Regions from separate parts of the Homo sapiens genome. Here region 1 is linked to region 2. Evidence: chromatin contacts called from ENCODE Hi-C or POLR2A ChIA-PET data. All regions are on one chromosome and are shown on one strand. Each heading gives the region's core, a stretch centred on a gene start or an enhancer-like site at or near the end of the contact. The rest is flanking DNA. Distances are from core to core; before and after follow the strand shown.

The links. A loop is a pair of places that touch in the nucleus more often than their neighbours do. ChIA-PET counts read pairs that join two places held with the same protein, here RNA polymerase II (POLR2A). Pooled maps may share reads with other maps.
Region 1: a map of mesothelial cell of epicardium shows a loop between it and region 2 (6-fold over the local background). The contact joins two enhancer-like sites. A Hi-C loop is called at or near these places in 6 of 168 maps with a recorded cell type or tissue (CD14-positive monocyte, Caco-2, mammary epithelial cell and 2 more) and 4 of 50 pooled maps. POLR2A ChIA-PET finds 5 or more read pairs at or near these places in 1 of 52 experiments (MCF 10A).

What each region holds. Positions count from the first base shown.
Region 1 is chr3:188,898,954-188,901,818 of GRCh38, forward strand. No RefSeq gene overlaps it. Among named protein-coding and RNA genes, the nearest start is that of TPRG1-AS1, 47 kb to the right of the region's middle. RefSeq lists an enhancer at 1,318-2,517. Within about 2 kb of position 1,543, at least 7 of the 41 ENCODE cell types and tissues checked have a DNase peak (open chromatin) inside an H3K27ac peak, as active enhancers do; they include CD14-positive monocyte, where a contact is called at or near this core.
Region 2 is chr3:188,831,535-188,834,503 of GRCh38, forward strand. The region is part of intron 9 of LPP (LIM domain containing preferred translocation partner in lipoma); the gene reads left to right. Among named protein-coding and RNA genes, the nearest start is that of TPRG1-AS1, 110 kb to the right of the region's middle. Within about 2 kb of position 1,268, at least 3 of the 41 ENCODE cell types and tissues checked have a DNase peak (open chromatin) inside an H3K27ac peak, as active enhancers do; they include CD14-positive monocyte, where a contact is called at or near this core.

The sequences.
Region 1 (2,865 bases), core at 293-2,792, 68 kb after region 2:
GTCACCCAGCGCCCAAATCTCAATTTTATCCTAGATCCCTCTTTCTCATTCCCACGCCCTATTCTTTCCTTCCCCTTAATATGGCTCTCTCCCTCACTTGGGCTTGGTCCATAACACCCTAGTCCAGGCTTCTGTTTCTCTAGGAAACCCTTCCAGAGTCCTCACTTATATCCCAGTCTCAGTTCTGTCCTTACCCCCTCATCACCATCTCTAAGCCATCCACCACTGCAGGCAGCCTGGCATTTCCAAGCCACAAATTGGACCCCACTGTCCCCCTGATCCCCTGATCCTATTTACTGTCTCTCCTTCACCCCTAAGACATGATCAAAATTCCTCAGCAAAACTTTGAAGTCTTCAGGTTATCTTATCTATTCCCACTTCTCCCCAACACACCTGCCATTAAAGTACATACCCTTCTCCAACAGATCTCACATCTCTGGGTAGACTGCTCCTTCCCCTTCCTTTCTGAGAATTATAAAAGAACTCTCGGCACATAATGCCTCCATCCTGAACCCCTGCTGGAAAAGACTTGACCAACCCTAGCATAGCTTCTGGCAACCCAAGGCTGCATCTCTGGGAAGACCTAGCCCATCTTTTAGTTGCTGTCTGAAAAACTTAGTAGTTGTAAAAAGAATTTACTGTATCTTCTAGCTGAGACTTGAGGAGAGGTCGCCGTCTCCCTCTTTCTTAGAGAATTTACTTTAAGGAGCTTGCAATTGTAAATCTTTCCTCTGTTACTTTGAGATGTATGTGTATGTGTCTCCTACAACCCAGGAGTGTCTTTCTCAAGGACCTGAAAGCAAAGCCATTCCTTTGAAAGGTAATCATCAGGAAGGATAGGGCCTTGGTCTCTAAATCTCCATGGGAGAATAGACTCCTAAAAAGCAGACACGGCTGGCTTCATCACATTTACACTGACCTGCCCTCCAACCCACTTTTTGTAACTGTTCACTTTCCTGACTGCTTGAGCTCACTCCCTGTCCCTACTCCTTCATTCTCCTTCTAAAACACCCAGTTACCTCCACACAATTGGGAACAGAGCTGAGCTTTTTTTCCCTACTGTCAGCGCTTACTGTGCAAGATTTATTTTCACCACTTTAACACGTCTGCCTTTGTTTATCTTTAACAATTCCGCACTCCAAGACCCAGCCCTCAGGTTACCGCCTCCAGGAAATCTCCTTTCTTTGGCCTCCAGGAAGGTGTTTGCCTCTCGTAAGTGTGCCTATGCAACTTGAAACACACATACACTAGGATAGTCATGTGAAACTAAAATTTCCTTTTCCTCTGGTCAAAATTCCATCTAGACTAAAGCCCTAAAGGTCGCAAATTGGGTTTTACTTATTCCCATATGCATGGTGCCAGGTATAGAACAGACCTTGAATAAATGCATATCAAGTGGAGACTTGAATGAATGAGGGAATGAGTGTCTGTGTGTGGGATTGTAAGGGTTAAGAGGCCTCTTTCTAGAGCTGTCCCTGTAAAAAATGGAGACCCAGAGGTGTGGTTGCAGAGCAGGAGCAAGGCAATTACCCTTCTCCAGGAGGAGATGAAGACAGACCAGTGTGGACTTGCCCTTCGTTGCCTCTGAGATGTTTTCCATTCCATTTCTACCCTTCCCAAATCTTTGTTAGTTTGTACGCAAGATCTTTTTCCTCCAGGGCTGTGAAGAACTATTTTCTGTTATTTATTGTAATGGGGTGGGGAGAAGTGAGGGGACTCAAATCTTTTCAAACACCAGACAAAATTTGCCAGCTGAAAGGGCTTCATCTTGGCCATAACCAGATGAAAATGTGTGATGTCAAGCCAACCTAAGCTATCCCATTGTTTTTAAGTGTGACTAAATACTGACTAATATTACTTCCTCTGGCACTTTTCATTTTTTTTTTTTTTTTGACTCAGTACAATGGAAATGTTCCAGGCTGTTGTTATAGTTTGCTGTCTGGACAGAATGACTTCCTGCACATCATAACCACTTATGATGGAGAAAAATAGAAGGGGTGAGAATCCCAAAATTCCCAAGAATACCCCTAAGTTTAGCAATGGCTTTTGGCTTGGATTTTTGTTGTTTTTGTTGTTATGTTTTGTTCACAAAAGCAATAAAGAATACTGAAATCCAAGTTGGAAGGGACCTTGCCAAAGTTGCTCATTGAGGAGCCAACATTTTTCCGGCCATCCTGAGACCTGCAGTGTCGCCACGACATTCCCTGCCAAGCAGTTCAGACTGGTAAATTCTCTCTTTCTTCAGGAGTTCTGTTCCTTCAAAAACAAGCTCTCACACCTTTGGACTATTAGCACTCTCTTCTGCCTCCCTGCAGACTCTTCTTTTTAGCTCTGCCTTTTGGGAAGCAAGTGGTGTTTGAGGAAAGGAAAGTGATTCAGAGCCGTGTTCCATGCAGACTAGATCACTGGAGACACGATTGGTAGTGACTTTTCTCACAGAGGAAATGAAGAAGTAAGCAGAGCCTAAGCTCTGGGAATGTCTTCAGAGAGTGGAAACAAAGGATACTGTTTAAACGTGCGTCTGGAAGGTCAGATAAGTCCCTTCTCTCACATGTATGGCAGATGATAGATAACCAAAATTGTCTGATCCAAGCATTTCAGACTGAATGAAGTTCCAGTATGTTCTCCACTCCTTCTAAAACCAATAAGCCCCTGCCCCATCCAACTCCTAGGTTCAGTCTCTATTAGCTACCACTTTAGGCTATATGTTGAACAGTCATCACCCTCAGCTTTCTGCCTCTCCCAATCAATCTGGTGGCAGCACAGATCAGCTGTCCCGTGCCACCTTCAGAGAAAGCCTGCTATCCCTCTCAAAAAGATTTTCCTCCCATTATTGTTAGAAGCTAGAGCATTCACAAGGAGGTG
Region 2 (2,969 bases), core at 18-2,517:
TTCAAGGCAGGGAGCCTGGAGGACAAGGAGATAACCCTGCAGGCCTGGCCACCCAGGCTCTTTCCGGTGTTCCATGTACACTGCATAGATTGAGTGGACACCCAGGTTAAAGAGATCTCTCAGTACTCTTGGATTTTCCTTTACCTTAATTTTGAAATTATAATATTTTAGACATAACTTGTGCAGGATCACACAGTGAGTCTATAGGAGAACTGGATGAGAACCCAAGTTTTCTGACTTTCAATCAGCTCTCTCTCCCTACATGTACCTTAACATGTATCATAAAGATGACTGTTGCCATATGGGCTAAGCCCTCCATTTTCTGAGTATGCTATACCACCTCCTTCCCTCAGAACAATTAACAGAGGATCTCATAAAGATGTGCTATATATGTGTCCCATAGATTTTAATGAGACTTCAGTAGGTGGGAAGGTGTAGTATTTATTCTGGGATATTGGAAGAGCAAGTTGGATAGGACCTTAAATTTTCTACATAGATACTTGTGGAGGACAGGCTCTAGGGTGACTTCCAATGACCCCTGCCTCCTGGTGTTTACATCTCTGTGTAATACCTCTCCTTGAGTGCAGGTGAATCTGTAACTTGCTTCTAATCAATAGAAGAAGGCAAAGGTGTTGGGGTGTAACTTACCATGATTACATGTTGTGATATACGAGTCCATCTCAGCAGATAGAGAGACTCTCCTTGACAGCTTGAGGAAATAAGTGACCATATGAGAGAAGCTCATGAGGCAAGGAGCTGTGAGCAACCTTTAGGAGCTAAGGACAGCTTCCAGCAGACAGCCAACAAAAAGCTAGGATCCTGACTCACATACCCACAAGGAAATGAATTCCGCCAATAATCTGAATGTGCCTGGAAAAGATTCTTCCACAGCCAACCCTCCAGATGAGAATGCTACTCAGCTGACACTTTGATTGCAGCCTGTAAGACTCCGAGTGGAGGACCCAGCCAGAGTCATGCCTGGGCCCTCAGAAACTGTGAGATAGTAAATGTTTGTTGTTTTATGCCACTGAGATTGTTAGCCAACAATCAAAACCTAATACAATAATACCCTTTACTGTTTTCTAGACAGCTGCTATTTAGAAAAGCCTCCCACCCAATAAAAGAGTCCCCTTTATAGTTTTCCAAGTAGGTGGTTATCAGGGTTCTGCTTCACCATCTTCAGTGGCAAGGAACTTCCATTTCACAGGGCAACCATGTGTGTATTACAGAGGCTTGCATGTTGTCAAGTTCAGCTGTGGTCTTCAGCGGGAGCCTAGGACATGCCAGGGATTTCAAGGTAGGCTGGTGAGGGGTTCCTGGTTTTCTTGGTCCTGAACCATCCCAGTGCCATTCTAACAGTTGCAAGTCTGCCTCCTTCATGACAAAAGGACTGGAGGAAAATGTATCTGGCAAGTCGATAACACTGGATCGTTTGCTCCCAGCTTTACCACTTGGCATCAGTGCAAACTTTCACCCAGTTAAATAACTTAATGAGCCCTGCTCTGCATGCTTGCTTCACAGAGTTGTGACGATCAAGTAAGACAGCATCTATGACAGTGTTTGTTGGCTGTAAGTCAGCAAATGATTGCAAATGATGATTATTATTAAAATAATAGTCATTTGTCAGTAAATATTTGTCAAAGCTGGTCCACACTGAGGGAGACAGGCTCTCCAGGGAAACTGCTGATGCAGAGATAAAGAGGAGACCAGCCCCAGTTTGGAATTGCATCACTGATTCTGAATTCCCCATGGTACATTTCAGGTCTTGCTTCAGGAATTTGTTTTTTGTTTTGTTTGGTAGGAACAAGAATCCCCTAGAGCCAGTTATGTTGTCATCAAACTTAGTTGCTAATTAGGCACCAAAGCAAACCTATGCCAGTGAGACAGAGTTGAAACTTGAATTCCTTTCTGCAGGTGGAGCGTTGGATCCTAGAGGCGGTGTATACAGCTTGGCTATTTTGATGCTTCTGCATGCAAGAAGGTTTAAGAGAATCTGAGTAAAGCAATTAGCATCCCTCTGTCTGCAGGCAAAACTGGTTTGGACATGCTTCTCTCTTCTTGAAGGGCTGTTAGAGCCTTGGCAGTGTATCTGACGAAAGATTTCACTAAGCAAAATGTCTTCACTTACAAATCCAGCCACTTTGCACTCTCAGTCAGCCTCAAATTCATTTATTTTCTTTAGAGTTTCCCTACAACCACGAACCACCAAGAATTAAATTAATCCCCAAGAGCCTGAGCAATTATGAGGATGTTGAATCTATCCATTCAAGGATGTCCCAGCAAGGACTGTTCATTCTTTTAACGTAAACTATTTATATGTTTTGATTCTCCTCATTTGGAAGAAAGAAATAAGTTTTCATATATGTATTTTTCAGGGTGTATTTTATATATCTGTTTATATTACACTGTTCACATTACTATTAAAGCATCCCCATTTTATTGTAAGTTTATTTTGCCTGCTTCGGGAAGAACAAGACCAAGATCCCATTATTAAAACCAAAATCTTCCACAAAAGTTTCCTTTTAAAAACTTAGATTAGGAAATTTTCAGTCAGCCAGCCAACTCTATAGCCTTTGATACTTGGTCCTACAAAGTTTTCTTCCCCTTTGGTCTGAATGTTTTCCTTTGTCTGTGCACACTCTATTCTCCTGCCAGCATGATAATACATGCTGCTTTGATATCAAGTGGCGGGAACATATAGAAATGTGCTATTGGTGCTGCAATTTGTATCTTTGTTTTCATCAAACTTATTATTTACCATTTTAGGATTTTTTTGTTTCTTTTTGGGTGTTTTTTTTTTTTTTTTTTTTTTTGGTGTGTTTTGTTTGATCTTGGTTTTGGTTTTCCAATCTAGGCCTGAGGTCCAGTGCTAATTTGATGCTAGTGTGAACTCTCTGAGCCTGGTTCCTTGACGTTCCATTGGGTGACTATTGCAGTGGTTCAGATGTGGTGCTACCAGCCTTCCCCAC